2 separate regions of the Homo sapiens genome follow, and region 2 is linked to region 1. The links are chromatin loops, found by intact Hi-C in ENCODE. Cell type or tissue: heart right ventricle. All regions are shown on one strand. Links, peaks and the distances in the headings refer to the core of each region. The heading gives the core; the rest is flanking DNA. Region 1 overlaps LOC105377505 (a long non-coding RNA gene). Region 2 overlaps GUCY1B1 (guanylate cyclase 1 soluble subunit beta 1).

Region 1 (16,176 bases), core at 8,945-11,444:
AATCCATGCCTAGATTGTGACCATTCTTAACCAGGTCATGTAGCTAGCACATGGTAAAGAATTATTTTGTGTCATCTAGAATGTAAAATTTGAACTATTCTGTAGAGGTTTCCAGGAAACGTTTTAAGATAAATTTAAGAAAGAAGTCTCTAAGGAGTCTTAGAGTTTTATGTAGTTGACATGACCTGTCTAGTGAAATAGTGGACTCCATGTTATCAGAGTTATTCATGAAGAAGCCGGAATATCTACTTACCAGGAAGTGACAGAAATTTCTTGCATTTAGTAAGAAGGTTGTTAGAGGACACCTAAGGCTTTGTCAAATCTTGCTTCCTAATTGTGGGGCTACATGGTGGTGCTTAGAGTGGGATAAGTGGAAAGAGGCCTAGTGCTTACTTAAAAGAGCTGTGGTATAGACTGATTGCTCACACCAACAAAATAAACAAACCTACGCAATGTTTATAAAACTATGTAGTTCAGAATTCAAGGAAGTTGTCCAAATTTCAAGACCCAGACAGTTAAGCTCAGGAGCTTAACTTACAAAGCCAAGAAAGAATTTAAAAATCACGTCAAATCCAGAAACAGGAGGAAGAAAAAAAGCTGGTGTTATCATTTACAGACAAATTCTAACAGAGGAGCAGGCCATAAAAGCTTGGGAAAAAACATTTTAAAGTGTCCAGCTGCCTCTGGTTTATGTGAAGAAAGAAGATGAAAAATGAGAAGGCAGGATCGGTAACCACTTTACCTACAATGGTTAGAGAAGGCGAGAATTGGAATCTGAATGCTAAGAAGAGGCAGCTAAGAGAAGATCTGAAAATCAAACATTTCTAACAGAAGGCACAGTGAGTACAGAATCTGAATATTATGAACAAGCTTGGTGTGTTCAGCAGCAGAAAAGAAGGCCAGAATACCTGGAGTTCGGGGACTAAGAGGGAGGATGGAAGAACTTAAGGTTTAAGTGATAGGCAAGTGATACCCATCCAATAGTCCCATAGAATAGTTTTTTTTCTTTCGGATGAATATAGAAATTGACCCTTCTGCTCTTAAGCTTAAAACTTATATTTATTTTATCTGAATTCCTTCCTCAGGAAAGGGTTCCCAGGAATCTCAAGAAGTATCAAAGAACTGAGACTTACCAGATCACCACACCCAGATAATGAGTTGCCGACCCCTCATTCATCGTGACTGCTTCCTTGCCCCTTCCCAGTTCCTGCTTTCTTATACATTGTTACGTTTCTTCCCTGCTGTCTAAACTCTTACTTTTGGTGGGTCAGGAGATGGATTAGAGACTGATCTCCCATCTCCTGGGCTGCAGCACCCGATTAAAGCCTTCTTCCTTGGCAATACTCGTCATTTCAGTGACTGGCTTCCTGTTCAGCGAGAAGCAGGAACTAGACCAAACATGTTTTGGTAACACAAGGACCACTTCGTGTAGGGTTATGTGGAGTTTGTTAAGAAATTTGGATTTTATTTTGTTTCTAAAGAAAGCCACAGACTTTTTGACATGAACAACTATCAGTGAGAAGATAGTATAGACAGGAGGAAACAAACTCTTTTTACCTCAGACCATCATGGGACAGACAGAGACAGCTGAAACAAGAGACTCAGTCATATTTCCAGGAGAATAAATGCGGTTAGGATTTTGAATTATATGATCAGTGTATCTCTTGGCTATGGGAACAACTCAGGCTTCATGAGGGCACTGCCATGAATATAAGGGGACAATGGAATCTTTATTCACAGAAGTCAAAGATCCAGAGGGGCAAGTAGAAAGTTGTAAAACTTAGGCATAGGGACCAAAGATGATATATGACCCCACAGAATAAGTTAATTTTGGAGAGAACAAAAAGAGCCATGAATCTAGGCAGAATGATTCCTTGATGGCTATCTCAGAAATCTAGGATCCTGAGTCAGATTGATTCTGAGAAAGAACAAGTGGAGAGAGTAGGGGTCTACCAAGCAATGACATTTTGAAGTCCTCATAAGTTTGCGATGCTTACAGCTCTTCTGTAGTTGCTGCCCTTGGCTAGTAACTTGGATATGCTGAACACCAAATGTGGGAAAATCTTGGAGGTGTGGGAAGCTATAAATAAAGACATTGCAATGGAACAGGAGGTAAAAAGTTGCATTACAAAAGCCTGTTTTTAAAAAAATGAAACTTACTAAACTGCATCTGGAAATTACACTGTGTTTGTAAGTTATACAACCAAATGAATATTCCTTCACAAGACTCACCTTGGAAGCCAGACATTAATTTCGAAAAAATGCTTTTTTTTCTCATGGCAATTTCAGAGCTCTTTTACAAGACATGCAGGTGCATACTTTTGTGACCAAACTTGTCTGATCTCTTCAGTAACATTCCTCTTTGATCTGTGACTGAAGGCTGGTTCTCAAGTCAAATCGACTCTAAAGAACGAGTATTTATCACCGCTTATAAGTTTTCACAAAATATTCTTTTAATTTTGAAGACATGTTCAAAATTATTTTGAGTGTCACACCATCATTATAAAGCAAGAAATTCCTGAAGTAACTACAGGATTTTTCTGCTTTCATTTATAATTAATTCTTAAAACTTTCTACGAAAAACTCCACATAAAAAGTCAAATGATAAACTATTCCTTATAAACTATTTTAAACATATTCAAAAATATGTTTAAGCACTGCATATATATTTGTGTTTACCATTTATACTTATTTATTTTCTTTCATAATTAAGCAGACAGTTGGATGACATAAATCTAAAGGGTAGACAATTAAAGCTAAGAATTTCTTCTGTGCCAGTTGTATTGTTTTATCATTTGCATCACATTTTCATTTGTCCATGTTTTAGAACTTTCTAAGTAAAGAGAGTGGAAAGTAATAAAATATTTAAATAATTGCACAAACAGTGCCATCTAGGTAAAAATGTCACATTACACAGTAAGTCTGGAAATAGGTTGTTCAGAGCTAGTAGGTTAGTGCCAATTATTCTTCCCCTCCATCCTACCACGTAGTTCTTACCCTCAGAATTTCCTCATAGACAAGGATGGCTGCTGAAACTTTAGCTCTCATATCTGAGTTGCAGATCAAGTAGAAGAAGAAAGCTAAGAGAATTAAAAATGTGTTCCTTCTAGAAGTAGATTCTCTATAAACAGTTTTCCAGAAGTCTCATACATGTCCATTTGTATCTTGTTGGCCAGAACATAGTCATATGACCACAAGCTGATAAGGAGCTCAGTTAAAAATTGATTTCTCTTCTTAAGGAGGACAGTGAGGGGTCATGAATGCTGAAGAGACAACTAGAACTCTCTGCCAAGATTGAGTTAATTTCCTTAGAATCCTACTCGTGTGGCAGTCTCCATCTTGTTTCCTCAGATCATCTAGACAGGACCAATAATTCTCTCCATTACATTATAACTTCTCTCATATTGAACAAAACCTGAGTACAATTTAGGACATCAACATTTACTTTTGTAATACTATGAAATTTGAAGACTGACTCTTCAACAGTTATTTGATTACATAGATTACTCATGTTTATTGTAAAAGTTTATCACTAAAGGTCCTCTTCATATAACCAAACATCTACTTCACTAGAAGGAACACTGTAGAGGAGGCATTTGAAAATGATGCTTTGAGTTAAAGTTGGTTAACTCTCCGTCAAACTTGTTGGCTGTTATACTTGTGTTTAATATATATTTCCACTGGAGAAATTTCAAAACACTGTAATAGTTAAAATTGAAGTAACTTGAGAAACACAAATCCCACCCCCCTCCTCCCTTTGTTTCTTTACCGAGCAAAGCTCCTTTTGGACAATTTCTCTGACGTATTAATATCTTTCAAATCCATGTCTTGGCTATTGTGATTAATGCTGCAATAAACATGGGAGTGCATATATCTCTTCAAGATCTTGATTTTAATTCAATTGTACAAACATACAGAAGTGGGATTTGCTGGATTATATGATAGTTCTATGTTTAATTTTTTGAGGAACTTCCAAATTATTTTTCATAGTGGCTGCACCATTTTGATTTTCCCACCAACAGTGTACAAGTCTTCCAATTTCTCCACATCCTTGTCAACACCAGTTTTTCAAAAATTATATAATAGCCATTCTAACAGGTATGAAACAATATCTCATTGTGGTTTTGATTTGTGTTTTCCTGATGACTAATGATGTTGAGTGATGATATCTTTTTTTTTTTTTTTTGAGACAGAGTCTTGCTCTGTCACCCAGGCTAGAGTGCAGTGGCGTGACCTCACCTCACTGCAAGCTCTGCCTCCCAGGTTCACACCGTCCTCCTGCCTCGGCCTCCCGAGTAGCTGGGACTACAGGTGCCCGCCACCACGCTCGGCTGATTTTTTTGTATTTTTAGTAGAGACGGGGTTTCACCGTGTTAGCCAGGATGGTCTTGATCTCCTGACCTGGTGATCCACCCGCCTCGGCCTCCCAAAGTGCTAGGATTACAGGCATGAGCCACTGCACCCAGCCGAGTGATGATATCTTTTAACTGTTAGTGGGAATATCTTTTTCACATACCTGTTAGTCATTTTTACATCATTTTGGGGGAAATGTCTATTCAAGTCCTTTGTCCACTTTCTAACTGACTTACTTGCCTTTTTACTATTAAGTTGTTCCTTATATATTTTGGAAATTAATCTTTTATCAGATATATAGTTTATAATTGTTTTCTCCCATTTCATAGCTTGACTTTTCACTCTGTTATTTCTTTTGCTTTGCAAAACTTTTTAGTTTTATGTAATCACACTTGTCTATTTTTCCTTTTGTTGTTTGTGCTTTTGGTGTCATACCCATGAAATAATTGCTGAGACAATGTCATGAAGTTTTTTTTACTTGGAGTTGATTTTTATATATTGTGTGAGAGGAGTGTTCAATTTTATTTTTTTGCTATGGATATTCAGTTTTCCCAACATCATTAATTAAAGAGACTCTCTTTTTCCCAGTGAGTATTCTTGGACCCTTGCCAAACACCAGTTGACCATATAAGCATGAGTTTCCTTCTGGGCTCCCTGTTCAATTCCTTTGTATGATTATTCACAATAGCTATAATGTGGAAATGACCAAAATATTCATTGAGAGATGAATGTGTAAAGACAATGTCTTATAAACATATAATGGAATATTATCCAACCATAATAAACAAATCCTGCTATATAAGAAAGCGTGAATGAACCTTGAGGACATTATGCTAAGTAAAATAAGCTAGTTGCAGAAGGACAAATACTATGTGATTCCACTTATATATGGAGTTCAATATAGTAAAACTAGCAGAAACAGAAAGTAGGATAGTGGTTGCTGGAGGCTGGGTGAGAGGAAAATTGGGATTTGCCATTTAACAGGCATAGTTTCAGTTAGGTAAGAAGAATAAGTTCTACAGATACCTGTAGAACATTATGTAGAACAAATGCTGTACAACATTGTGCCTGTAGGTAACATTACTCTACTATATACTTACAAATTTGATAAGAAGATAGATCTCATGTTATTTGTTCTTGCTGCAATTAAAGAACAAAGAAATAGCAAAATGCATGTGTTGATATTTGAATTCAGAACTTAGATCACTTTCCAATCTTTGTGTGTTACTTTCAGAGTCAATTACTGGCTGGGTGTGATGGCTTATGCCTGTAATTCCAGCATTTTGGGAGATTGAGGCAGGTGGGAGGATTGCTTGAGCCCAGAAGTTTGAGACGAGTCTGGCCAGCATAGTGAGACTCTCTATCTAAAAAAATAAAAAAGGAAAATTAGTGGGGCATGATGGAACATGCCTACAGTCCCACCTACTCAGGAGGCTGAGGCAGAAAGATCCCTTGAGCCCAGGAGTTTGGGACTGAAGTGAGCTGGGATCTCACTATTGCACTGTAGCCTGGGCAACAGGTGAGACCCTATCAAAAAAAAAAAAAAAAGTCAATTACCAATAAATATGAGGACTGGCTATGCTCTGACTTTAAGACTCACACCTTCGAAAGTCTGTTTCTAAATAGGCAGTCATGATAACTGAACAGAAAAACAGAAAATATCGAACAAGAAAGACATTAAAGCAATTAGAAAAGAATAAAATAATCTTGTCTGTAAGGCCAATAAAAATTAGACAAAATAAAATAAAAACGTTAAAGTTTAAATACACTTTCTGATCATGAAAATAATATTATTTGCTAAGATTGCACAAACTATGAAGTTGTAAAGGAGTCTTTATGATTTTGGTTGTCTTGTCCTGAATCTAGGTTTCTAATCCTGCAGTTTTTTATTGTGGTTCAGAGTTTAGGATTTCTTATACCTAAAGAAAGTAAAGTCACCTTATTTTGAATTGAGTATTGACTTGTGTTTTCAATGGGTTTCTAATGCTAATATAAATTAAAAATGTTGAAGTACACCGACTGGCAAATAAATGGAATTAGTGAAACTCCCATGGAAAAAATAACCCAACAACACAGTCATGCATGTTAAGGTGTCATTAGCAAAGAATTTTGCCGTAATCAAGTAAAAGGGCACTGAAATAGTAGAGTAAAAGTGTTCCATTATGTAGTAAAATTATAACAGCAAAATATGTCTGGCACTATTTATAATTAATTTTATAATAATCAAAAGATAGAATAAAAATAAGAGAATAGAACTATGATATAAATGATCTCTTAATAGCCTTTTTAAAGTTCATACCTGTGTTATTGGGCACATTGTTAAACTTCTTTTTTTTCTTATCCATAAAATGGAAAAATATAAGCCTAAATAATAGAGCCATTGAGATGACTGGGTTAACACAGTCAAAGAACCCAGAGCAATAATTCTGTCTATTATTATTATGATTTAAAAGAAGCAAATAATGTTGATAAATGCAATCATACTGAATTTGAGTATATATGTTTTGGTCTTATTTTTCAGAGAATTTTCTATAACTAACTGCAGTAATTGCCCCACAGCACTTCTTTATTCAATTACCTCGAGTAGAAAGAGAATACAGCTTTCTTGGTTGCAATTATCATTAGTATGCAAATTCTATCATTAGCACAGAGTTCTGCAGAGGAGATAGCTGGAAAAAAAACCACAAAACACTGATGAGCATTCTTTCATAGCACTGCATAGTTTCTCCATGGTGACGGGGAGTAAAACTCTGGATTAAATGAGTAGAGATATTAAAGCTTCCTATTATCTATCAGCTTTTTCATAGCATTTGCTCTATTTACGGTGCAAATTGTACCAGTATGAACCTTGCATATGGTATGTTGAAACCAAAGTGGGTTGTTTTGTGTTAACACAGGAAGTGTATTATAAGATCATGATCTCTGAACCCAGATTGCCTAAACTCAAGCCTCTGCTCTGCTCCTTATTAGTTGTTTAACCCTGGGTAAAATATTTAAAATCTCTGGGTGTCAGTTTCCTCATATGTAAAATGATAACAGTACCTACTCCACAGGGTTTAGTGAGAATTAAATGAGTTAATATACATAAAGCACTGAGCATAGTGCCCAGACCTAGCAATGTCCAATGTCAGTTATTACTAGCAGTCGGTGTGATAGCTTTTCTTACTACCTTTTTTGATCTACATAAAATCTCTCTCTAATTTTGGAAGAGTTTACCTCTTTTTCAAGCCAAAGCATTGCTGTTATTGTTTTCAGAGCACTTAAATCCATCTTTCTGTGAGCAATCATTTAATATTATTGTCCAGAATTTTCCTTACAGTGAGGAAACTACCCTTTGGTTGCAAGTCGCTGCTGACTCTGTGCCCTCTCCTGCCCAAACAGGAATTGAGCACACTCTGCTCTCCTCTGAAGTTCCACTGTCCACTCAGAATCCAGACTAAAAGAGACCTCACGCTGCAGTAAGTGGCTCTGATGGTAGGCCAGGATAAGGGAATAATTATATATGATTTTCATTCTAATTTTGTGCCTACAGGGGAGCCCTGCTCAATGCAACTGTTAAACTGTGTTCGTTTTCTTCCTCAAATGGCTTAAGTCAAGTTCATTTTCTGAGGGCTGCCTAGACTACTTCTCTGAGTTTCACATTTTATATTTAACTCTCAACTGGTCATCTCTATCTAGATGTCCAACAAGTGCTTCCTATCCAGTGTGTCCCAAATTGACTCATCATCCTTCCTCTAAAAATACCTCATCTTCTGGCATCTTCTGTCTCAGTTACCCAAGCTAGAATTTTTGACAGCTGTCTCTTCCTCCCACCCTACACTGAACCTTAAACTTCTTCCCAGCTATTCTAGGATAGTCCAGATTTCAAATATTCTGCCCAACTTTCCATAATTTATAAGCGGTCTAAACTGCTCAACTGAGCTTCAAGACTGTAAATTTGCAATAGAGCCATTATGTAAAGCTCTGGGATTTCTCTCCATTGTTGCTCAGTTCAGAGAACATTGATTCTGATATTTGACCATAGGTTCTATGTATTTTATGATATAGTGTGTAAATCAATGAATTCCTGAAGATAAAATCATAATGTAAAACCTAAATGCTAAAAAACACAGTACCCTGAAATCAATGGCTCATAGTTAAAGCGAAATCAAATTTACATGTCCATGGAAATCTGGTAAATTTGATTTGGTTTGTGTGTTCAATAGGAAAGGACATATGAAAAGAACATATGCACTGTCTGCACAACATAGTGAGACTGTCTCTACAAAAAATAAAATTAGCCAGGCACGGTGGTGTGTGCCTGTAGTCCCAGCTACTCCAGAGGCTGAGACTGGAGGATCACTTAAGTCCATGAGTTCCAGGCTTCAGTGAGCTGTGGTTGCCCCACTCCACTCCAGCCTGGGCTACAGAACAAGACTCTGTCTCCAAAAAAAAAAAAATGCAAAGAACATGGCATTTGCCATGACACTCAGTTTATTCAGGTTAAGTGAAGACTTTGCATAGTTTTTTTGTTTGTTTGTTTGTTTTGCATTTTCTTTCTTTTCTCCTTCATTCTTTGACCCTGTAAAGTACCAAGATGGGAAAAAACTTTAAGTAATATTCTTTAATTTCCATTAAAGTCCTTAAATAAAATATTACCAAAGACCAAAAAGCCTGACATTTCCTAGCAATGCATAGGCATTTAGCTGAAAAAAGAACAATAGCAAAAAATACAAAAAATAGTAATTGTCTATTCCAAGTCTATCCTCTAGATGAGAGATTTGGGCCAAGATTCACTTTTGACTTTCCAATGACCAAGACAAAACAAAGGAAACCAGATTAATTATTTGTGTTGCTTTCATGCTCACCATTTATAACTACAGATAAAGCAAGATTTTAGCATATTCATTGTCCCTCTTTGCCATTTTAAACCTTGTAAATCAACATTAATATTATTTAAGAAGGTCAAAATGGTGATGGAAGAAGCCATTCTCATTTTTTTTAAGTCTGAGCATTGGGTGTGGGGTGCAGCTGTGACAGGCACACATGTTCCCAGGGGTCTTGTTTTACTACTGAGAGATACAAGGACGTTCAAGCTCTTAACCTTTCTCCTCACATTCTCAAAAAATGCAGTAAAAAATAAAATAAATGTAATTTTAAAATGAGTGTGGTTGTGCTTCATGGCAGGCAGTGGTGTGTGAGTGTGAGTGTGAGTGTGTGTGAGTGTGAGTGTGCGTGTGTGCGCATACACGTGCATGTTTAACATCTCTACCTAATGTGAGAGCTGGACATTCAATCTAGCTATCCTGTGCTAATTACTTGTGCAGATGGAGAAAAAAAAAGTTCAAGTTAATTTAAGAGAAATTAGCGTCATTGTGTAGAATGAAACAGAACTTTCAAAGTTTTTAACATTGTTTTTTCCATGATTCCTTGTATGAGGCAAGCAAATCACCATCAACAAAATGTTTCCCATGAGGAAACCCGGTCAAAGAGGTCAAATAATTCCTCCTGAATCCCATAACTCTGAGGCAGCGCATTGGTTCAAATATCAGAAAACCTGGCACTAAGTCTTTCCGTATTTCCACCCGACAGTCTTGTGTTTTGGAAGCAACTCATTTAACCTTATCTGAATCACCACCAAAGTGCCTAAAACCTGCAAGATGATAAGGGCTTGCAAAATTTAAATAAATCACAGCCCAGAAAAACAGCCACACTTTGTCAAACCATCAAATAGTTGGCAGCTCTTTCTTTCCTTTTAGGGGTTTTCTTGTTGGAGTTGACACTCTGGTTAGAGTAGATTCTAAAATGGTTAGACTTATACAACTTTGTTGTAGTACTCACTCAGAAGAACTACTGCCAACAGAATTATTCCAAAAATGCTAGTCAAGTACAATTCCAGTTAGAAATAAAGGATACCCAAATGTGTGAAGTGTGACAAGTTGGTTTTAGTAAACAGGGTCTATGGACCTAAAGTAAAGCCCCATCACCTCCAGAAGATGACCTATTGAACAAAGACTAATTATGCACCTTTCTGCATGCTTCAGGCCTAAGGAGATTCCTGGCATATAGGAGAAGTGGGATAACTCTGAGAAAAAGTTTTGCTGGAGCATGCCTAACCTGGGACTACAGTTCTCGGGGAAAAATTTCTTTTGCATCCTCCATGGTAGGCACCTTGTTCTTTCATCCTTTTCCTCTCTCCCTGGCCATGTTCATCCATGTTTCCTGTATGCAAAGACAAAATTAAACACACCTAAAAATAGAAAGGCACAGGCACAGAACTATCAGAATGGATGCCCTACAGTTAAAATGGTGTTGACAGTGAACAGCCAGCACCACTCTCTGGGTGAACATCAGCCCTTCATTTCCTATGAGAAAAAAATTGTCAGAACTACTTGTCCTAGACACAAGTTTTTCATGCCTTTGAAATAGCTGAGGCTGTGTTTCTTTTGAAGCTCATGGATATACTTGAGAGAGTCCATTGACAATGTGAACTTCATTGCAAAATTATGTATGTGCATTTTTCTGAAGAAAAAAACACTGTAATTTCCATGAGATTCTAGTAAAAAAAGAGCCCATGACTCAGAAAAGTTAAGGAGTACTATTTATTTGGGTTAAAATGATAAATAAATCAGTACACTAAAATGCTAGAGAGCAGAGTAGACTCATTCCCCAACAGGGTACTATTTAATTCCCTAACGGGTTATATAATTGATGTAGCACAGGAGTCTTTTAAAGACCAAAGGAAACAACCTCTATTTATGTAAATTTATAGGATGGACCCTAACACTTCAGGAGAGCTGCCTTTTCAGGAGTGTCTCTGGTGACAGGGAGATCCATTAGTCTTGAAAAATATTCTCAGCCTGTTCATGTCACTCAATGATTTAAATTTAATAATAACTTGATGATGTATAAATGCATCTTCCACCCCAGAGTTTTACTGGTAATTGAGAATGAATTTATTAAATTGGCCCCTGAGAGGTTTCTGTTGAGAAAGGATGACTTTAGCAAGATCACGGTGAGGACCATGATGAAGAAGGGAAAGGACCCAGAAAGGACTCAAATCTCCCTAGCAGGTGACTGACATCATTTCTCTTCCATGGAGAACCTCAGCAATGATTAAGAGCACATCCATGGTAATCTAGTGCAGTCCTTCTGTGTCTTGCATGAGTCACGTCGTTACAGAACAGAAAAGTTTGGGGTTCTAAAGTGACCTTCACTGACTTCTTTGTCAAAGACAGGTACTTTCTTCTGGGAAGCTGGAGTGAACGAGCCTGTGTGGTTTGAGGTCAGAGCCCACATACTGCTGCCTGTTCCTATTTCTAGGATATGCAGAGAAAATCTATGGAAGAAGAAAGCATTTATGATGATGAAAACCATTAGAAGGAGAGCAGTTTCTTGAAAATTAATCCTAGAACTCATGTAGTCACAATTGAAAAGCTTCTATCACCAATTACAGTCTGATTGGATTAAGACTCAGAAAGATGTAACTTTTAGCTTACTCTTACCCATTTCTTAGAAGTGTCATTCTGAAGGCAATCAATAGCACTTCTGGTCTAAAACCCTAGAAGGCAGCTCTTCCTCCTCATTCTACTAAATGATGTCAGGAAGTCAGTCATTTCTATTACCCAAAGAGATTCCTATCTGTGGTTGGCTCATACCGATATTCACTAGGCACAGCACTTTACGGCTCCCTTTCACTGATTCTATTGTTTTCCTCCCTGCAGAGAGAAGACCTTTTTCTTTTATCAATTATTTTAAAATAGTATCTAATTCATTTCAATATTAATGAACCTCTGGATCAGATAAAAAATTTTCCTAACTTTTAAAGGGGTCAAATTAATTTTCTTCATGTCACTAAGAAACAAAAGCAAACAAACAAACAACAATAACAGCAAACCAAGCAACTAATAAAAATTGGGTGGAATACAACTGGGTCCTAGACTGAGTCTTCACTGGTATTACAGTAACACTGCTAACTGTTTTCAACAAGTCTTTTAAAACTAATCTCTTGTATTCATCTGCAGTGAGGTAAAATATCAGAACAGTGTTGGGGAATGCTTAAATCTAAAAAGGAAGGATGCAATTTGCTAATACTTGCTATGTAAGAGACACTTTGTTGTGTGCTTCGTATGTATTATTTTCATTTATACCTACAGAAAACCCCATCTTACATAGAGAAAACTGAAGTTCAGGGATGAGCTTAACCTGCTCAGAGTCTCAATTGGCGGGCTTTGAAGAAAAGATTTAAACACAAATGCTTGAGTCCAGTAACACTGTGTAAAACCTCTGCTCTCACACAATAGCTTTTGAAATATCAGACAAAAGCTGAGGAACCTAAATCAAGATATTTTGTAAGATGCTTTAATTAGCAAGACTAAAATCAGGTCAATAAAATATATATATATATTTAATGCTGAAAGTGAGATATGGAATAAAAACAAACAACCAAAATGTGCAACGTTTTTCTGGAGTCTGGCTGAATCCGAAAGGTTGTTTAGTGGCTTTCTTTGTTTGTAGTTGTTTTCTCTGTGAAAGACAAATTTTTTGTAGTCTAGCATTTACATCTCATTTTTGATCTACCAACAACAGCTTGTCTTTTTACCCTTCTGTCCTTGAAAATGTTCTTCAAGGCCCAGCATCTTTTTCAAAATCTGTCTCTTAATTTGTAGCTCAAATGCAGAAGCAAAACTTACCCTTGAGACAACATTCAGAGCCATTTCTTAATTTAGGGCATGAGTCAGAATCCAGCAGAGCCATCCATGATTCTACAGTACACAATTCAATTTTTGGCATCAGACCAGCAAGACTCATAAAAATAATGAGAAATAATAATTCTTCTAAAATCTCATAAAACTGAAAAAGACTTCAAAACTCAAAAATTCTTATTACAATTATGGACATCAATGGATTCAATTATGACATTGTACAGGGAACTTTTCATTTTTATCCAAACAGTTTCAATAATTAAATCATATTTTTTCATGTTTCCTGACACTTGCTGTTACCAACAGTGCACTAATCTCTATAAAGGGCCAAAGAAATCAAGGATAATGATCTCCTACTGCTAATTCACAGGAAGGTTTGCAATTTTTACTTTAAAACGTTGTAGGAAGTAAATTGCAGATTTGCCATCACTAAACAAACAGCTTGAAATGACAGACTAAAACAAAATAGATGAAATTAGAGAGAAACGCATGGAGGAACATACAGCTCTAAATTTAGGCCACAAAAAAGTCACAGACGGAAAAAGCAGTCTAAGAGTGGGGCTTGCGACAAATAACTAGAGATATTTAATTTGGGGCTTAAAATAAATTACTGTAATGAAGATCTTTGAAAAGAAAATGCTATTGTAGGTTTTATTAATAAATTCATAGGTTTAAAATACATGGCAGTTCTATTACTGAGAGTCCTACTTGTTCAATGAGCTGTTCTCTGGATGGAGACAGTGACAATTTGGAAAATTCCCTTATAGGGAGTGATGAAAGGAAATAGGGATGCCTTATCTGTATGAGTGGATTTTACATGAAGATAAAGGACCACTGCCTTCAAATGGTTGAAGCACAGTCATCTGGAAGAATAGGGATTAGAACTATCTTCTGAGGGTTCAGCAAGTAAAGCAAGAACCTGAGGGTCAGAATGATAAGCAGTTTCGTTTTAACTTAAAATATAAAATAATTTCTAACATTAGTCATACAAGAGTCTATATTGCTTGCAAAGTATTGTGTTAGGTGCCTTGTGCTGAAAGAGGAGCCACGGTAAGAAAGGGTGCTTACACCTGCAGGGAGCTGACTTCTCAATGACCACTATGTTTCCTACACTGTGTAGACGACTGAGTTTGGTATCTTTATAAGAACAAACTGGCCAAGTGCGGTGGCTCATGCCTGTAATCCCAGCCTTTGGAAGGCTGAGGTGGGCGGATCACGAGGTCAGGAGATCTAGACCATACTGGCTAACACGAAGAAACCCCGTCTCTACTAAAAAATACAAAAAATTAGCCAGGCGTGGTGGTGGGCACCTGTAGTCCCAGCTACTTGGGAGGCTGAGGCAGGAGAGTGGTGTGAACCATGGAGGCAGAGCTTGCGGTAAGCCGAGATCACATCACTGCACTCCAGCCTGGGCGACAGAGTGAGACTGTCTCAAAAAAAGAAAAAGATTAAAAAAAAAGAATAAACTAAGGGGAGGGGATGATACTCATTTAAATTTTAACCTAAAAATGAAAATCACTATGGGAATAAGTACCTAATCATAATACGAATACCCTGTGACAGATGTCTTAAGGGTGTATTGAAAGTTTTCTTTGGTTCCATGTTTGTTTGTTTATTTAATGTATTTGTGTTCTTTTAAAGTCAACAATTCTGAAACAACAAACTGAAGCTTCTGCTTATTCTTTTCTTTGCCTTGATACTTTTTTCCAAAGGTAATGGTTAGGGTTAATGGAATGATCATGATCCCTCTTTCAGTACCTACAATGACACCCAATCCTTTGTAATTGAGTAATCCCAAACCACACTGGATTTTTCTCTCTGACCAGATTTGTACGATATGTACATTTAGCCTTCTTTAATACCCAGGAGTCTAGGTCAGTGAGCTCACTTTCTGAGGACAGAGATTAAGGATATCTTTTCCTTACCTCCAAAAGGTTTATTGAAAGCAATATAATGCCATTAAAATGTTCTTTTGTTGGGGTGGAAGGGGAGTTAAACATAGTTCTAAAGTAAATCATTCAGTCCTAAATTACCAAAAACCTTATGGTGAATATCTACTTTGCTTGCTGAAATAATAACAAATCTTTATTTTGAGCTGTGTCAGAATTGCTGTTACTGAGCTATAGGTGCATTTGTTAAGAGGCACAATTGCAAACATCATGCAGATGAAAAAAACTTACCTAAGAATGTTGTAAGACATTTATACATAAGGATATAGGAAATCTCCAGAAAATGATAGTTTCTTGCAGTTTATCTTATTCAGTTCTTTAAGAATGAGGAATAAAATTTGTGACTGAACATTAATGAAACAACCAGTTAATACATCCTTCCATCATTCTTACCACATATTCTTAAATAGTTTTAAATCTCTCCCTTCTTTCTTGGCTATCTTCCCTTTCTCTCCTTCTCATTCTACCTGTCCTTCCTTCATGCACCATTTCTCTCAGAGGTAATCAAGGACAATTTTCCTGACTTCTGTTTAAGCAGTCTGTGTAGAAAACTAAGGGAATTAGACCCACTTATCTCTAGAAAACCGGTTACATTCAGAGGTCCTGATGAAGATTCTAGATAGATGATAGATAGATAGATGATGTTGATAGATAGATAGATAGATAGATAGATAGATAGATAGATAGAATTCTTTGTATGATTCAATGTAACCATATTTTAAAATAGCAAACTAATCATTCCAATAATTTTCACACTCATTTTATAACTAAAACTGGAATGAAAAGTACTCAAGGCATACTATTTCTGCAAAGCAGTCTCTATCTTCACCAGCCTAGAATGCATCGTCATTGTCTTCATCAGCATGTAGAGAAGCTGATGGTTGTGTTTCCAGCTCTCAGCATCGTTTGGCTGCAGAGATCGGCTGCCCTGCTCATCACAAGGCCAGCTAGAAACATTCAATTACCAGCTGTGGGAGCACAGCTGAGACTGTTATCCTTCGCCCTGTCAGTTTGAGTATTGAAAACAACTGCTGAAGTCCATGATAAAGGAACAAAACTACTTTCAGAAAAGTTGACATCTGAAATACCAAATTCTCCTGGCAACAAGTTAGAGAAAACTTTCATTAATTAAAAAAAAAAGTAGGAACTGACAAATTAGTTTTTCAAGGAAACCAACATTTATATATACT
Region 2 (16,176 bases), core at 8,664-11,163, 270 kb before region 1:
TCTGACGTTTATTAAAAATCACATTTTACATACATTTTAATTGAATAATATATTTGGAACAGTGTATTTGGATTAGAGTAGGTAAATATTTTTAATTTAAAATAGTTCAAACCCAGAAAGAGACCTTTTAGATTTTTTGCTAACATACTATAGAAAAGATAATTTTTGATGTCAAATATACCAATGTATTTATTATGCCATCCTATTAGCTGCTTTAAAAAATCACTTTTCTACATAATGCCTATTTTGAAGGTCCAAAACTATAGAATTAGCTTAATGCAGATTATTTGTCCCATGGCGTAATGGCATAAACACTCCACAAATGTATTAAGACATGGCAAATAACATAGAGTATGTGATTTCTTCTGAGTTTATTAGCAAATATTAAATAAGATTATCCTTGTTATAAAGTAATACACAACAAGGGCTGTAAAATCTAATTACACCTCAGAGAATATGTAAATTTAATGGAATAAAATATTGTGGCATTCCTTTGTTAGCTAAAGATAGGTACTGATAGCCACTATAATTAATCTAAAAATGATTACCTTGGTGAACATAGAAAAAGTATGCTATCTGCTTCAGGTAAGTAGATCATTTGACCCTTGAGACGTAAGCAGCTGATCTCAGTCCCAGTCAGTTCATCCTCACATTCTAATTTCTCCACATCCAACAATCCTTCCTTGAAAAGGCAAGATACAACCATTAATGAATGCCTTTCTCCCTACCTAAGAATTCAGCAACAAGGACACGCATATCTCATTTCCCACCAAACCACAAAGCAGAATAAGTGCATCATTAGAACAGGAGAGGGCCTTCTGTCAGAGTTCTGCCTGTAATAAGCCTAGTGGCTGCCTTGCAACACTGCAGAAAAGTGACTGTCCCGTCTGAATTCAGGACAGTAACTGTGCTACTCTTCACATAATTATTTCAAGCTTTTGTGAATCTTTTTTATCCCCCTGATTTTCCGGTATGGTTCCAACATACATTACCAGACTCTCAAAGAATAAGCCAAGCCTCCCCATTCTCCCACCCTGTATTCATAGAGCAGCTGCAAACAGTCAGTTCCAAATACAGAAAGGATTCAATGGGTACTCTAGGAAAATGACTTTTGCTGTATCTATCCCAAGAACAGAAACCGTGAGATCCCAGCACTATCTAAATTATCAACTGTGTGAATATTTCATCACTTTTATTCACCCACAAAAACGCTACTAAGAACAATAGACAATTTAAGAAAGAATAAATAAGTGGTTTTGAGTGAAGTTCCAAAAAAAAAAATCCTTTTTAGTTCTGATTTCTAAAATAAGGCACTGTAGCTGTACAGGGAGTAAAAGATGTTGGTTTTTTGATGTGAAACAAGGCCGTCTCAGAAAGACAGTCTCTAAAATTTACCTCTGTTAATTTTAATCAGTTGATAGAGTTCCACTGCTCCTCAGGCAAACCAAAAATCAATGTTATTGCCTTTTAAATAGATCTTCCTTTGAGGTCTGGGTTTTATCTCTCTATACTTTCTCAGAGAATGTGATAATTTTCCCCCCTGAATACTTCTAATTTGTGACATACCTTTCTCACATTTAATGAAATAATATCTTGATTACCTTGCTTCTCAATACAAAAACAGTATTGATGTGAGAAAGGATCCCATGGAAACTAATATCAATATGAGGACGAACCAGCGAGAAGACAGACAGAAGGCTGCAATTCCCAGGCTGGAGCTAAAATATAGATAGAGAGCAAAGAGTATCACATCAGTTAAAATAGTTTTTATACTTTGATATTAATCGCTTGATTAAATCAGCTCAGTTATATTTAAAACTAGAAAATTATAATTATTATAATTCAAGGGAAACTTAGCTGAACTATCAACTCAAATCTCAATCTATACAACTCAGTGATTAAATGGACATTAAATAGTTACAAGAACATGAAATCTGATATGGATTCAGATGACTAATATTCAAATGTAAGCTAGCATAAATTTACAATGCATTTTCAGAAGGAGAAAAAATGAAAATTTATCTTTTAAAATGTACAGTGTTATGTTAAATGTGTATGGCTTGAAATGAAATTAAAATACCAAAAACATGAGCAAACCCTCTCTTAATATTTATCTAGAGGGCTAAAAGTGAAAACAATAGGTAACACTGATTGATTGCTTACAATGAACTAAGTATTTTTCATATGCTTTCTATTCTCATGCCAGAACAAAGAGAAACAGGCTGAGAGAAGTGAAGTAATAAGTTCAAGGTCATACAGTAAGGGACAGGTAGAGTCAATACCAGAGCCAGGACAGCACACTACTCTGCTTCCATTTCACCTGATCCAACTGGGCTAATCCTGAATTTTCAAGTCTCTTTAATTACAAGCAAAAAGTATCTCTAAACGTATGCCATATACAACTCCAAAAGTTAGTATTTAAGAAAAAAAGAGTAAGCATAAAGGATTTTACCAATGGATCTGTCATAGAAGTCAACAGCAGTTTCTCATCATCATCCCAACTGCTTCCTTTGATGCTTTTTCTACTGAATCCATCATCATCTCTATCATTTTGTGTTTTAGTTCTTTTTAAAATCCCCCCTTTTCCCTTAACACCATCAATAGTTGATTTTTAAAGCTATTTACAGATGGTAGATATCCAATGAATATTTATTCAGTGAATAAATAAACATGTGAAAGGTGACTGTTACTAAAAAGTTACCCATTTTTTTTCACTGTAACAAGTATACTATTCTTACATAACATTCCTACTGTTTCTGTATGTGATTATTATAAAAAAATAGTTGTCCTAGGGAAAGTTGTGGTATGCTCAAATACACTTAGTTCACAATTAAACAATTTGTGTAACTTACAATAAACTGCATATTACCTAATACATAGTCAGAGGGTTAAATGAATGGATGGCTGCCTGTAACAATAGTATTTCTATGGGCTTTTGTCTCAGGCCCCAAGGAAGTATGCTGTCATTTTACCTGGGGGAGAACTCTGTATATAGCATTGCCACACTGAGTGACCACTAGGTCCCGGTCAAATATTATATGAAAAGGAAAAGCTTTGCAGAATGTATATGGGCTGATGCGTGATTCCTGGGTACCATTTTCTTCAAATCTGTCAAGATCTTCATAAAAATCCTCTTCTTTTGACTCTTTTTCTTCAATTAAAAATTGAGTATGATCACATTCTTCATTTCTTTGCTGAATAACCTGGATATCAAAGGGGGAAATGGCATGAATTGTCTTCATTTCAGTTTAATAAAAATACCTAAATATAAAAAATGAGTTATGAATACTGCATTTAGAAGATTAATTACAAAAATTCAAAACATATATGCAAATACTCCATATGTCTAAAATAGGAAAATATTTCTGGACTTTGATCTATAAAATTTGAAGATTGAATAATCATTGTAAAATTACAAATCTGGTATCAGTTCCCCAGTATCCTATATGGTCTCTTTGGTAGAATTAGAAAAAAAAAGCACTTGTGGGCTCTGCCTTCTTAGCCAAGCACACTTGTATAGTGAACAACCTGAAAGCCAGCTAAAAGCAAGCTAGCACTATCAAATAAGATTACAATACTATTTTAAAACAATGGGAAATAAAATGATAGAGATTCATATTCAAAAATAAATGCAATGTCATTTTTAACCATCAACTATCAAATACATAAAGTTACAATACCAGGCCAGGTGCAGTGGCTCACGCCTGTAATCCTAGCACTTTGGGAGGGTGGGGCGGACAGGTCACCTGAGGTCAGGAGTTTGAAACCAGCCTGGCCAACATGGCAAAACCCCATCTCTACTAAAAATACAAAAATTAGCCAGGCGCAGTGGTGGGTGCCTATAATCCCAGCTACTCGGGAAGCTGAGGCAGTAGAATTGCTTGAACCTGGGGAGGCAGAGGTTGTAGTGAGACGAGATCATGCCATTGCATTCCAGCCTGGGCGACAGAACGAGACTCTGTCTCAAAAAAAGAAAAAAAAGTTACAATATTAAATTGGGTAAGGTACTGAAAAAGAGGCATCTCAAATACCACTGATGAGGGGGTATTTTGATTAATCTTTCTGAAGGATAAATTGACAATAGGCATAAAAATTCCTTAAAATTTTGTGGATTCTTTGATTTAATTGCAAATCTAGGAATTCATTCTAAAGAAGTAATCGTAATTGTGAGCTAATATCTATAATGTAAAAAAATCCTACTTTTCTAAAGTATTATTCACAGGCAAATACATTATTAAAGTATAGATTTTCCTCTTCTTTTTGGGTTAAGAAATTGCAAGCAATGAGCCCTCTTACAAAGGGAAAACTCGATCTCAACGGCAACCAGACCCAAAACAGAAAAAGTTTGGGACAACATTTCTTCAGTTACAGCTAAATAAAAACAAAATGTTGTTCATTTTTCTTTTCTTTTTTTTTTTTCAGGAGTACCCTGTCGCATTCTCTGCAATTTTTAAAAACAAATCACAATAACTATAGATGCTATTGTATATATTCTTTTAGATATATTTTGTAGCAAAACTGGGATGTTACTACCTCACTGTCAGAATAACTTACTATACTGGTTAAATATTAGTATCCTTATTTATAATTTGAAAATTTTACCACATTAAGGTTGATTTCCCTAACTCATAGACAAGGCAAGAGAGTCAACCTTAAATGACAGGCCTACTTTTGATGTTCTACTCTGTTTCTATTTAACTAGAGAAATTGAATTATATGTATCCTAAACTTATGAATTAATTATTCAATTCTAATTTTTTTGCTTTGATCAAACTGGCAAAACAAATAGCTTTTCTAATCATATTTTTAACTTCTCATTGGTATATCACTTTATGACATGATCTAGTATTAACCATGTGGTTCAAATTGTCTGGTATCTCTGGACCTGATAAACTTAATGTGAGAATCCCTCGAGAAGTCAAAACAGTGCTTTTGAAAAAATTAAACACATAAAATATACCTATAAAATGCAAATATTTCAGAAGTTCATATTGAAGCACTTGAATAAATGGTCAGAAGAGAATTTAAATATTTTATAAAGTGAACCATATAATTAAGTAAATACTTGAATTTCATACAGTTTGCTAAAGCCATCAATCTCCCATGCCAAAGATTCTAATACCACAGTAATAGTAGTTTCCAAGTGTGTCCTAATTTGTGTTTCTTTCTGAAGTTTCTACGAACCTACCTCTTTCTCAGTCTGGTTAAATAAAAATAAAACCAACAGTGCATACAATATGCATATACGTTCACTCAGTATAGATGCTGTGTTTTTTTTTGTTTTTCGTTTTGTTTTGCTTTATTTTTTTTTTTTTCTCTATTTTTTTGATAATGGAGTCTCACCCTGTCAACCAGACTGGAGTGCAGTGGCGAAATTTCGGCTCACTGCAACCTGTGCCTCCCGGGTTCAAGCGATTCTTCTGCCTCAGCCTCCCGAGTAGCTGGGATTATAGGCGCCCGCCACCACGCCTGGCTATTTTTTTAGTATTTTTAGTAGAGACGGGGTTTCACCGTGTTAGCCAGGATGGTCTCAATCTCCTGACCTCGTGATCCCCCCGCCTTGGCCTCCCAAAGTGCTAGGATTACAGGCGTGAGCCACTGCGCCCAGGCGATACTGTTAGTTTAATGTCAAGAACAAAAGACTGGCCGGGCGCGGTGGCTCACGCCTGTAATCCCAGCACTTTGGAAGGCCGAGCCGGGCGGATCATGAGGTCAGGAGAGAGAGACCATCCTGGCTAACACGGTGAAACCCCGTCTCTACTAAAAATACAAAAAAATTAGCCGGGCGTGGTGGTGGGGGCCTGTAGTCCCAGCTACTTGGGAGGCTGAGGCAGGAGAATGGCGTGAACCCGGGAGGTGGAGCTTGCAGTGAGCGGAGATCGCGCCACTGCACTCCAGCCTGGGAGACAGAGTGAGACTCTGTCTCAAAAAAAAAAAAAGATTGGAAATGTGAGGTATATACTATTTTGATTGAATACCAGTGAGATTCCCAATCATGGATGAATTGTGATACTTTACCCAAGGCTTTAATTTTTAAATGTCTGCATTTGATAATGCCATGTTATACACAGTCCTACTTTCTATTAGGTTGGTGCAACAGTAATCGTGGTTTCCGCCATTACTAATGGTTGTAGAAAACTAACGATGCACCTGGAAATCACCAAAAGGTGCCACGTAAGAACTAACACCAACTTCTGAAAGAAAGAAAACCATGAACTCTAACATAACTTTACTAGATTAAATATGTGGAATATCTTTCTAATTTATTTAAATGTTACTATTTTAATTTTGGATAATACTCCACTTAAGGGTTTTAGACCTCCCAAGTGTGTTACAATATATCTATGATCTATAAGAAAGAACTGTCTAATAGGTTTTCTATAAACAAAGAAAGGTTGGAAAAAGGTATCTATCTCCCCACTTTGGCCTCAAGTTTAAAGCTACTGAGAATTGACTCTTGGGTATGAACATGCTGAACACATAAAAAGCAGCCTGACTGGGAGAAACCGTAAGGGCCAGAGGTAAAGAGAAACAGTGGTTCTCTTTGTTGTACGGTTGCCCTATCAGTACCTTGAAATCATCACTCAAAACTAAGAGTGTGTATTATCAATAACAGCACAATTTTTAAAGTACCAGACCTGGCTTCTTTCACCAAGTAACTTGATTAAAAACAAAAACAAAAACAAACACTTTCATTCACAAAATTAGACATTCCAACTATATTTCGGGGCAGACAAAAATCGACAAAGAGAAAATGATCTATAAAATAATACTTAATTTTATATTGCCTTAGAATTTGACTATCCATATTATGGATATTTTGCATGCTGAAACCCACAGCTCAGTCGTCACATATCCTTCTGCTTCCCAGCTGGTGTGTGTTCACAGGGAATGCAAAGTAAATTTCTTGTAGCCTTGAACACTATATAATTAGAAAGAAAAATCTGCTGCCAGAAGGAAAAAAATATCCTGTATAATGCACTCCCAGGCCAAATATAGAAGATTGCTGGTCTTTCCACTGTTTTGGCTTATATATACTTCCAGGGAAGAGCACTAACAGTGATAACTGCAGGTAAATTTAGAGAGTGTCATTTAAAATATTTTTAGATGTCATCTGTGTTCAGAAGTCTCCATTGCTGTTTGTTACCTTCATGTCTATTTCAGTGCCATGGATTTGTTGTGCCACTGTTTTGATGATTCCAATGACAATATCCTGAAGTCCTTCTCTCTCTGAGTAGTAGTGCAAAATGAGTCCTTTGCCCTTTTCTGCATCAGTGCACCTAAAGGAAGGTGCACGCATTCCTGGGTAGATGGTAGCAAGGTGGTCGTGCAGAGCATCAAGGTTCTGCAGCAAAGAAGAAAGGGAGACCAATAAACAATGCTTTCGCAATGACAGCAGACTCTGGGAAAGCAAGATATGAAAACGAGTCAAATCGGAGTCTAGTGGGCAGATCAGCGAAGCAGCACATGTAGCACATCCTTCACTCCACTGAGATATCTGTAAAGCAAGTGCCACAGAGAAAATGAAACTAAGATAGTAGAATTAAGAAAAATATCTGCAGCTATGAATAGTTAGTACATTTTAAGAAAAGATAAACAAGTGGGATTAAAAAGGATGGCTAAAACAGAAAAAAACATAGTTAAGGGCTAAGGCAAAGATACATTTACAAGAGCTTGGGGCAGCTGTTTCTACGTGTTGTGATCAACAACAGGGAATGGCCAAAGGACTCACACATTTCCCTTCTGTTTATACTGCAATTCTAAAACTTAATTGTCAACTCAAAAAACTATGCCCAAATTATAAGCATATAAAACATAAGCATATTATTTTGTGATTTCTATTTAACTATTCTAATATCTTAGAAATTAAAAATCTATTTTAGAAACTAAAACAATGTAATTTCTTCATGTTCTTTAGTATGCTATCATCAAGGTGGAGTTTCATAGCTAATCTGTGAAATAACTACATTTTGAAAGTCTAGGAAAACTAATAAATTGGCCAATAAATATTTTCTGTTTTTGTAGCCTTGCCATTAGTTTGGAAGATGCCACGTTTCCCTGAGTCTCAGATTACTAATATACAAAACTAATTGGTGTAAAGAGTACTAGAAGAAACGGTGTAAGCTATACATTTTATGTGGCCCAAGATGATTTTTCAAATAACACTCAGTTCATAACATGTTGGGGTGTGTGTGTGTGTGCTGCACATATATAGTAGGATATACACACAGCACAGCATGGTATAGGAATTAAGAGCAATATGACTTAGGATCAAGTAGACATGGGTTTAAATAATGACTGTCATTTCATAGGAAGGTAGCCAATTCGCCCAATTTTTCTAAGACTTTATTTCTTCTGGCAAAATGGAGATAACTTTAAACATGTATATAAAGCACTTAGCACATTTCAGACGAGGCTGAAAAAACAACTGTCTCTGAAAGATTCCCTTGCCTTAATCCCTGTGAATATGTTGTATCGCATGGTGAAAGGGATTTTGCAGATGTGATGAGGGTTATGGACCTTGAGTTGGGAAGATTATCCTGGATTATCCAGGTGAGCCCAACCTAGTCACATGGGTGACTGTGCACTTAAAAGTCAAGAAGCTTTCCCTGCTACATGGTGACAGAGAGATGTGCAATGACAAAAGGTCAAAGAGATGGGAGTATGAGAAGGATTCAACACCATGCGACTGGTTCTGAGATGTAGGAGACTGTTGAAGGACTGGAGAGAGGTCTCCAGGACTTTAGGGCAGCTGCCTGCTGACAGTCAAGGAAACTGGGTCCTCAGCCCTATAACTGCATGGAACTGAATTCTGTCAATACTTGAATGAGGAAGAAAACAATTATCCCCAAAAGCCAACATAAAGAAACACAGTCCCGTCCCACCAGCACAGCACGCTGAATATAGTCCAGTAAGACCTGCAATGGACTTCCAACTTATGAAACCATAGGGTAATAAATTTGTGTTAAGCACTTAAGTTTGTGGTCATTTGTTATGGTAGCAATAAAAAACAAATACACCAAGCAAGTAGTAATCTATTCACAACTGGTGATTATTTTTAAAGAGAAGAAAAGAAAAACAACAAAACAGTTTCAAAATGTCATGGGCATAAAAGAACATACCTAAAATGAAAGTACTGGAGATATGCCAAAATTAAACTATGGCTTTCATTCCAAATGTCTCAAAGAGGTCAATTTAGAAAAACAGAAAAATCCAGTGAGATTACTGGGAGGAAACTACGGTGAGAATGAGATGATTCCGCGGGTGTCCACATTTGAGCAATACTCTAACAGGACACTTACAGCATTAATTTTCTGTCCCTTCCACACATCCACTCAATCATGCATTCACTCTATAATGTTATTGTATGTGCATTATATATCATACACTGTGTCATGTGGGCTTGGGTGCAGGGTAGATGTTTGGATGCAGATCTGCATGATGAGGATTAAGCAGCTCATGGTTTATATCACAAATGGATGTGTAGAGTGGCTTTTGATGAGCAAATGAGGAAGCCAACAATTCAGACTGAAAGAATGGAGTTAAAAATACTTCAAACTGAAGATGTGATTTGAGCTAGGTCATGAAGTTTGACAATCTAATCCAGATAAATGATTCAATGACCTCCTCAACTCGATAAATCTGGTGACTTTTTGAACCGTCTGCATCTACTGTTTCCTTCCCCACAATTATACCTGATGGAGTCAAGCTAATTCTTAGCAAAAACATCAGTTCATCCGGATTGCCTCTAGAGGCTGCTATTGCCATGTAAAAGTAATCCAATATGGCAGCCACTAAGTATTGAAGAGGTATATATAACCTACAAACCCCGGAGTCCTAAAACTGTTTTACTTGGTTGAATAGTATGAGAGGTTCTTCCAATGATGAATCATTCTCATTAGGACTCTTCCCTTAGAAGGGACGACCTGAGAACTGCTTCATAGCCCTCTCAGACCCCTTATACTTCTACTTATGTTGTGAAACATTTTGTGAAAGAAAATCGGGTGAGAAAAAAAAAATCACTGAGAGAGTTTTATTTTTATCTGCATTTCTCACAAAGTCAAAATTGAGCTTGTGGCTGCATTTAGAAAATGTTTCTAATAGAGTCAGGCCCAGGTACTGTGTTGTTGGCTCACTTAAAAAAGAAATTGAGGCCAGGCGTGCTCTCACACCTGTAATCCCAGCACTTTGGGAGGCGGAGGCAGGCAGATTACTTGAGGTCAGGAGTTCGAGAACCAGCCTGGCCAACATGGTGAAACCCCACATCTACTGAAAATACAAAAATTGGCCAGGCGCGGTGCCTCACACCTGTAATCCCAGCACTTTGGGAGGCCAAGGCGGGCGGATCACAAGGTCAGGAGATCAAGACCATCCTGGCTAACACGGTGAAACCCCGTCTCTACTAAGAGAAAAAAAAAGAAATTAGCAGGGTGTGGCGGTGGGTGCCTGTAATCCCAGCCACTCAGGAGGCTGAGGCAGGAGAATGGCATGAACCCGGGAGGTGGAGCTTGCAGTGAGCCGAAATCTCGCCACTGCACTCCAGCCTGGGCGACAGAGTGAGACTCCATCTCAAAAAAAAAAAAAAAAAAAAAAAAAAGAAAGAAAGAAAATACAAAAATTAGCCAGGCGTGGTGGGGCATGCCTGTAGTCCCAGCTACTTGGGAGGCTGAGGCATGAGAATCGCTTGAACCCAGGAGGTGGAGGTTGCAGTGAGCCCAGATCTCACCACTGCACTCCAGCCTGGGCGACACAGTGAGATTCTGCCTCAAAAAAAAAAAAAAAAAAAAGGAAATTGAACCAAACAATAACTTCAAAAAGGCATTTTAATATTTTTTCTATACAGAATGCTTACATATTTCATAAATCAATGTACCAATGTGCTTATATCATTTTCATACTCATCTTTTTTACTGGATTATTAAAACATTTCTACTTTCACTCAAGCAGATGGCATAAGGCAATAACGACTTGCACCACTTATGTCACTGGCACCACTTATGCTGGGGCAAGTCAGAGAGTGGACACAATCATCCAAGTCAGTACTTCCTGAGTCACTAAAGATAGGCACTGCACCCTCACCAAAGGATACCAAAAACACCAAATGAGAATGTTCACCTTTTCTGTCTTTTTGCAGTAACCAACTCTCCAGAGATTTACTGTGTTATTGAATTTACTATTAGTTAATTGAACAAGTAAAGTGCTCTCCTGAATCATAAAAGATTGAACACCACTTAATGTAATATTGATTTTCTTTAGATAGTATCTAATATAAAAAATACTCTTGGGATTTCTTGAGTTACAACCTTCCTTACTTGGCTTTACTCTTTCAAAATTTAAAGTAATTACCACAGCCAGACTATTACAAGAAATGAGATTAATGATTAAAAGTTATTTTCATTTAAGTACACTTATATTGCTAATAAATGTGTCATCCTCATATACAGGCTACAATTTTTTTTTTTTGCTACAAAAAGATTCTTACAATGGCCAAGAGAAAACCCTTTCTACATTTGATAATGCTATCTAAACAAAGATGATAGTTCATCCACATTGCTCTAACAATGTATTCTGGGGAATAAGAGTTTCATATCAAAACTGATATTCTGTGTTATTTCTAAATATACCCACAGAAGCACTTACAGAAAGTAAAGAGCTGTGTGGCCAATTGCAAAGAAGTATGTCCATATGTATGAAAGTAAAAAAGACACTGAAAAAATGTAAACTCTTACATTGCAGCACAAGTAGATTCCCAGGAAACAATGATGTAAATCTGAAATATGCTTTGATTCATTCTTCTAGGCTTCATAAAATCAAAAAACAGGAAAAATATAGAGAGTAGGTCCATTCATCTATTTTGATATCTTGAGATACCTAAAGGTTTTAATTTAATAATTTCATTTCTTAATGTTCTAATATCATTTTATTGTTTTTCTACAAGCAAATGAATGTGGTTTTTCTACTCAGGAATTCTGCTCCCTGTCAGTCTAGTTTATTTTATCACCTTGCATTTATCATTTATAAAAGAAAAATTAGTTCTGGTATTCTGGGGTACTCTACTGGAATTTCAGACATAGTACACTTCACAGATTTAGAAAACAAAAGACAATTTATCATTCCTTTGAGTAATAAAGTGTCACATTTTTAAAGATCTTGGGATGTTTCAAAATAAATGCACATTTTCTTTTTGTAATATGCATGCCAAAAATAAGTTCTTACATAATTACAGGGGCAAAGTCCCCAGAAGTCAACTACCTGATTTTCCTGTTTCAAGGACATCTAATTAAATTTTTTAAAGGATCCACAGAAATGGGTAAGACCTTGCCTTGAACGTTTTAAAGAAAAACATTTTCAGTATCCAAGAATCCTTGTTTTAGTGGATGGGGAGAAGGGAGTTGTCTGTGTTGAGAATATTACTGCAGTTTAGATCTGCAAGAAATCTTTAAAACCAGTCATTGCAAACCTCTTTTTGTTTTTCAATGAAGGAGGATGAGGTATAGTATTTCCTTTCTTTCTATCCCTCACACCTCTGAAAAATAGGACCAACACCAACATTCTTTAATGAGAGTCATGTAATTTAAAAAATATTTTGTTAAGTTTTATAAGAAAAAAGTCATTTTGGAATTTGAAGATAAAACATTTAAACAAAGTCGACCTAAGTAAAATGGAACATCAAACCCTAGATGATGAGAAACACCAAAGTAAATAGCATGAGATTGGAGTAGGAAGTGAATGCTTTCATAATACTTTTCCTGCCTTTTCTTCCTGGAGCTGCTTCTTGAGAATTAAATAGCTTTTCAACTGAAAAGATATAGAGATTCTTTTCTAAAAGAAACATTGAAAATCTCTATTTAAAAAGAAACTGTACCAGAGTCACTAAAATTATTTAAATGGAAATAGCGTTAAAGCTATATCAATTTATCATTACCATCCTCTCCAAGGAAATATTTTAATTAAAGAAAAACAGTTAAAATATTTCTCTTATTCTATTGCTTTTAAACTCATGTTAAAAAAGATCCAGTCTATATAATACTACATGTAACAATTAATCAATATTTTGAAAAATTATGAAAATATATACCAGTTATTCAAACTGAAAAGCCTTACAATTCTGGAATACTTCTTATCTTCCTTCATAAGTTTTTAAAAAATAAAACTATTTTTATTATTGGATTATAGAAATTGGCGTTGTGGATGCTGAGAAAACAGCTCTTTTTTAAAATTCCAAAGTTAAAAATAAAGTGAATGGTGCTCTTTTTTCTTAAGAAATATAAATAATTTAGGGAAGTATTAGAATTTTACAGCTGTTCAGGAAAATCCTCATATTTCCTAAAATAACCCTTTGCACAAACATTTAAGAATTAGATCAGTCATCAATCTCAGATTGTTCCTGGTGGCCAAATCACAATGTTGTATTTAATAAGTCAAAACCTGGAGCCAACAGGAATTGAAGAAAATCCCATGGCAGGCTGAACAGAGGCGCTAGTTGATAAACTCAAATATATCTGAGTTGAGTGAATGACTGAAACTGTCAACATATCAAGGTTAGTTGAAGAAGCCAGTGTCTCCAGCAAATAATGAAAGAACGCTGATCTAACTATTCACCTGAGTTCTAATTTAAATTAGGTCATAATTTAAATCCTAACTGTTCTCTAAAATTGCATTTGCCCACGTATATTTTCATAGTCAACCTGGCAGCCTTCGCTGCTCATTTTAATTGCATTTTAACTCTGTAAATTTGTAGGGGAGGTAAAAACAATATAATGTAATAATAATGTAATACCATCGAAATTGAATTGGTAGCCCTGTTTGGGACTGACATGGCTCCTATTCCCAGGGGTAATAGATTATCTTATCAAATACAGCTTTCTCAAAGCTCTTGACTCATTGTACAAGCATATACACACATATTAACACAGACATAAAATATAAAGGGAAAAATAATGCACAGAGTAGTGGTCTAGTTATCCATAGCTGTATGTCAAACAACTTTAATAATTTATTTGTTATTTTTCATGGTTCTGTGGGTTGTCTGGCTAAATTAGAAAGTTCTACCCTTGGGACGGAATCAGATGGAAACTGGGCTGAAATTATCAGAATGCCGGAGCAGGCTGGTTTTCCAAGATGGATCAATCAAATGGCTGGTAGTTATTTCCAGCTCTTTGCTGAGAGCCCAGCTAGAACTGCTATCTGCCAGTCTACACGTGGCCTCTCCATGTGGCTTGTGCTTCTCATTTCATGTGTCTGGGTTTCTAGAGGTACCATCGCAACAGCAACTGTTCCAAGATACCCTGAAGGAAACCAAGACTTCCTGTACTCTAGCCTAGGAAGTTTAAATATCTCACTTCTGCCCCATTCGATTGGTTAAATAGTCACTAAAGCCAACCCAGATTCAAGGAAAAGAGAATTTTACCTCCCGCAAGGAAGAGGCAAAATCATACTACAGAAATGCATGTGAGATGGGAGAGACTGTTGCAGTAATTTAGGGAAAATAGAATGTGCCATAATGCAATAGGACATTAGAGAGTAGAGGTGAGCGTGGATTAAGGTAGAAATAACATTAAACTGAACATTCCTTATCAGCTATTTTCTTATGAAGCTTTCAAATCCCATGTATTCTTTGCAGTCTTTTCATCAGTACACTAGAAGCTTCAGATAGAAATTGACTATAGCAGCCAGGCGCTCTGGCCCATGCCTGTAATCCCAGCACTTTGGGAGGCCGAGGCGGGCGGATCACGAGGTCAGGAGATCGAGACCATTCTGGCTAACACGGTGAAACCCCCTCTCTACTAAAAAATACAAAATAAAAGAAAAAGAAATCAGCTGGGTGTGGTGGCGGGCGCCTGTAGTCCCAGCTACTCGGGCGGCTGAGGCAGTAGAATGGCGTGAACCCGGGAGGCGGAGTTTGCAGTGAGCCGAGACTGCGCCACTGCACTCCAGCCTGGGCGACAGAGCAAGACTCCGTCTCAATAATAATAATAATAATAAAACATTAAAAAACGCAAAAAAAGACATTGACTATAGCAATAGCATGGAACCACACATTTTATTGTCAATTTATGAATAAAAAAGTGGAAAAACTAGACAAAATTCTTACTGAAATATGGTCTTGTCTTTAAAACAATATACCCAGGTAAAATATATAAGATCCAAAAATCAAATTTTAAAAATGTCTTCTTTTTCTCTTTTTGATACATTATATTTTCAATTATTAAATCAACCAAAGAATAAATGCCAAAGATTATTACTTTTTTCATCAGCCCACAAGTTGATGCTTTCACTGGTGATTTAAGAAAAAATCAATTCTAAACTGTGAAATGCCTAGAGAAGAGGAGTATTTCTACAAAGTTTTCTCTAAAAATATTTCTTATATTTTATTATCCATTAAATTTTATATTTTATTTATCCATTTAGGATAAATTTTATTTATCGTAAATATATCCTAAATATTATTTATCCTAAATTTTATTTATCCTAAATATATCCCATTATATTTTATTTATCCATTTAGGACTTCTAGCTATTTTTTTGTTAAAGTCTCAGTGTGGCTTAAAATACGCATAATGCAAATTTTTTAAACTTGAATTTGTAAGCACAGGAGAGACTGCATAAGCAGGGTCATGAATTGGATATTGGCACCAAAGCCTTTCAAGGGGAAAGATATGTTAGTATTCGTTAAGTCAACTGTGAATGGAAATGATAACCTCCATGTGAGAAAACAAATATTTTTCTGGAGCTAAGCTACAGATATTATCTATACAGTATCCTCGAATAAAAAATTTAAGCAAAAGAGGTATTATCCTGATAAAACAGGCTGGACCAAATAATTATAAAGACACATATACTTCAGAATTAATTAATTCTATTATTTAAAGACTGTTTCATTAATTGCCTATTATATGCTGTGTCTAGTACTTAGAAATTTTCTTTCATTATTTCAAGAAAAGTAAAAACAATGGTATGGTATGTATATACATATATAAGACAGACCTATTCTTAATAATGTATCTAACTGAGAGGCTGTGGACAGGCAACTTCCAAGGAAATTCTGCTTGCTATGATGAGTGAGTCAGAGTTGCTCAGCTAAGGCATAATCAAATAGTCTCCCATGTTATGATTTCAGTAGCTATTTTAGTGTTCCCTAAAAGCTTAAAATGGAAATGTCAGAACGACCATTTT

Evidence for each region. Hi-C counts contacts between places; a loop is a spot of excess contacts. Peaks named below come from ENCODE experiments on the same cell type or tissue, not always from the same donor. Only the 100,000 strongest peaks of a DNase experiment are listed, where the experiment ranks them.
Region 2: a loop joins it to region 1, with 3 times the contacts of the local background. A loop is called at or near these places in 18 of 110 quality-filtered maps.

What each region holds. Positions count from the first base shown.
Region 1 is chr4:155,506,715-155,522,890 of GRCh38, reverse strand. It overlaps LOC105377505 (a long non-coding RNA gene), which reads right to left. Exons shown (of 3, transcript XR_001741895.2): 2 at 10,450-10,554; 3 at 6,620-7,022. It overlaps LOC105377504 (a long non-coding RNA gene), which reads left to right and starts at 287. Exons shown (of 2, transcript XR_939376.3): 1 at 287-839; 2 at 1,086-1,341. In heart right ventricle, for the core only: no CTCF peak of the experiment used is centred there; no DNase peak of the experiment used is centred there; H3K27ac peaks cover 2,500 bases.
Region 2 is chr4:155,780,883-155,797,058 of GRCh38, reverse strand. GUCY1B1 (guanylate cyclase 1 soluble subunit beta 1) reads right to left here. Exons shown (of 14, transcript NM_000857.5): 5 at 7,148-7,345; 6 at 2,973-3,203; 7 at 1,602-1,718; 8 at 549-682. Among named protein-coding and RNA genes, the nearest start is that of GUCY1B1, 30 kb to the right of the region's middle. In heart right ventricle, for the core only: a CTCF peak has its summit at 9,741; a DNase peak (open chromatin) is centred at 10,251.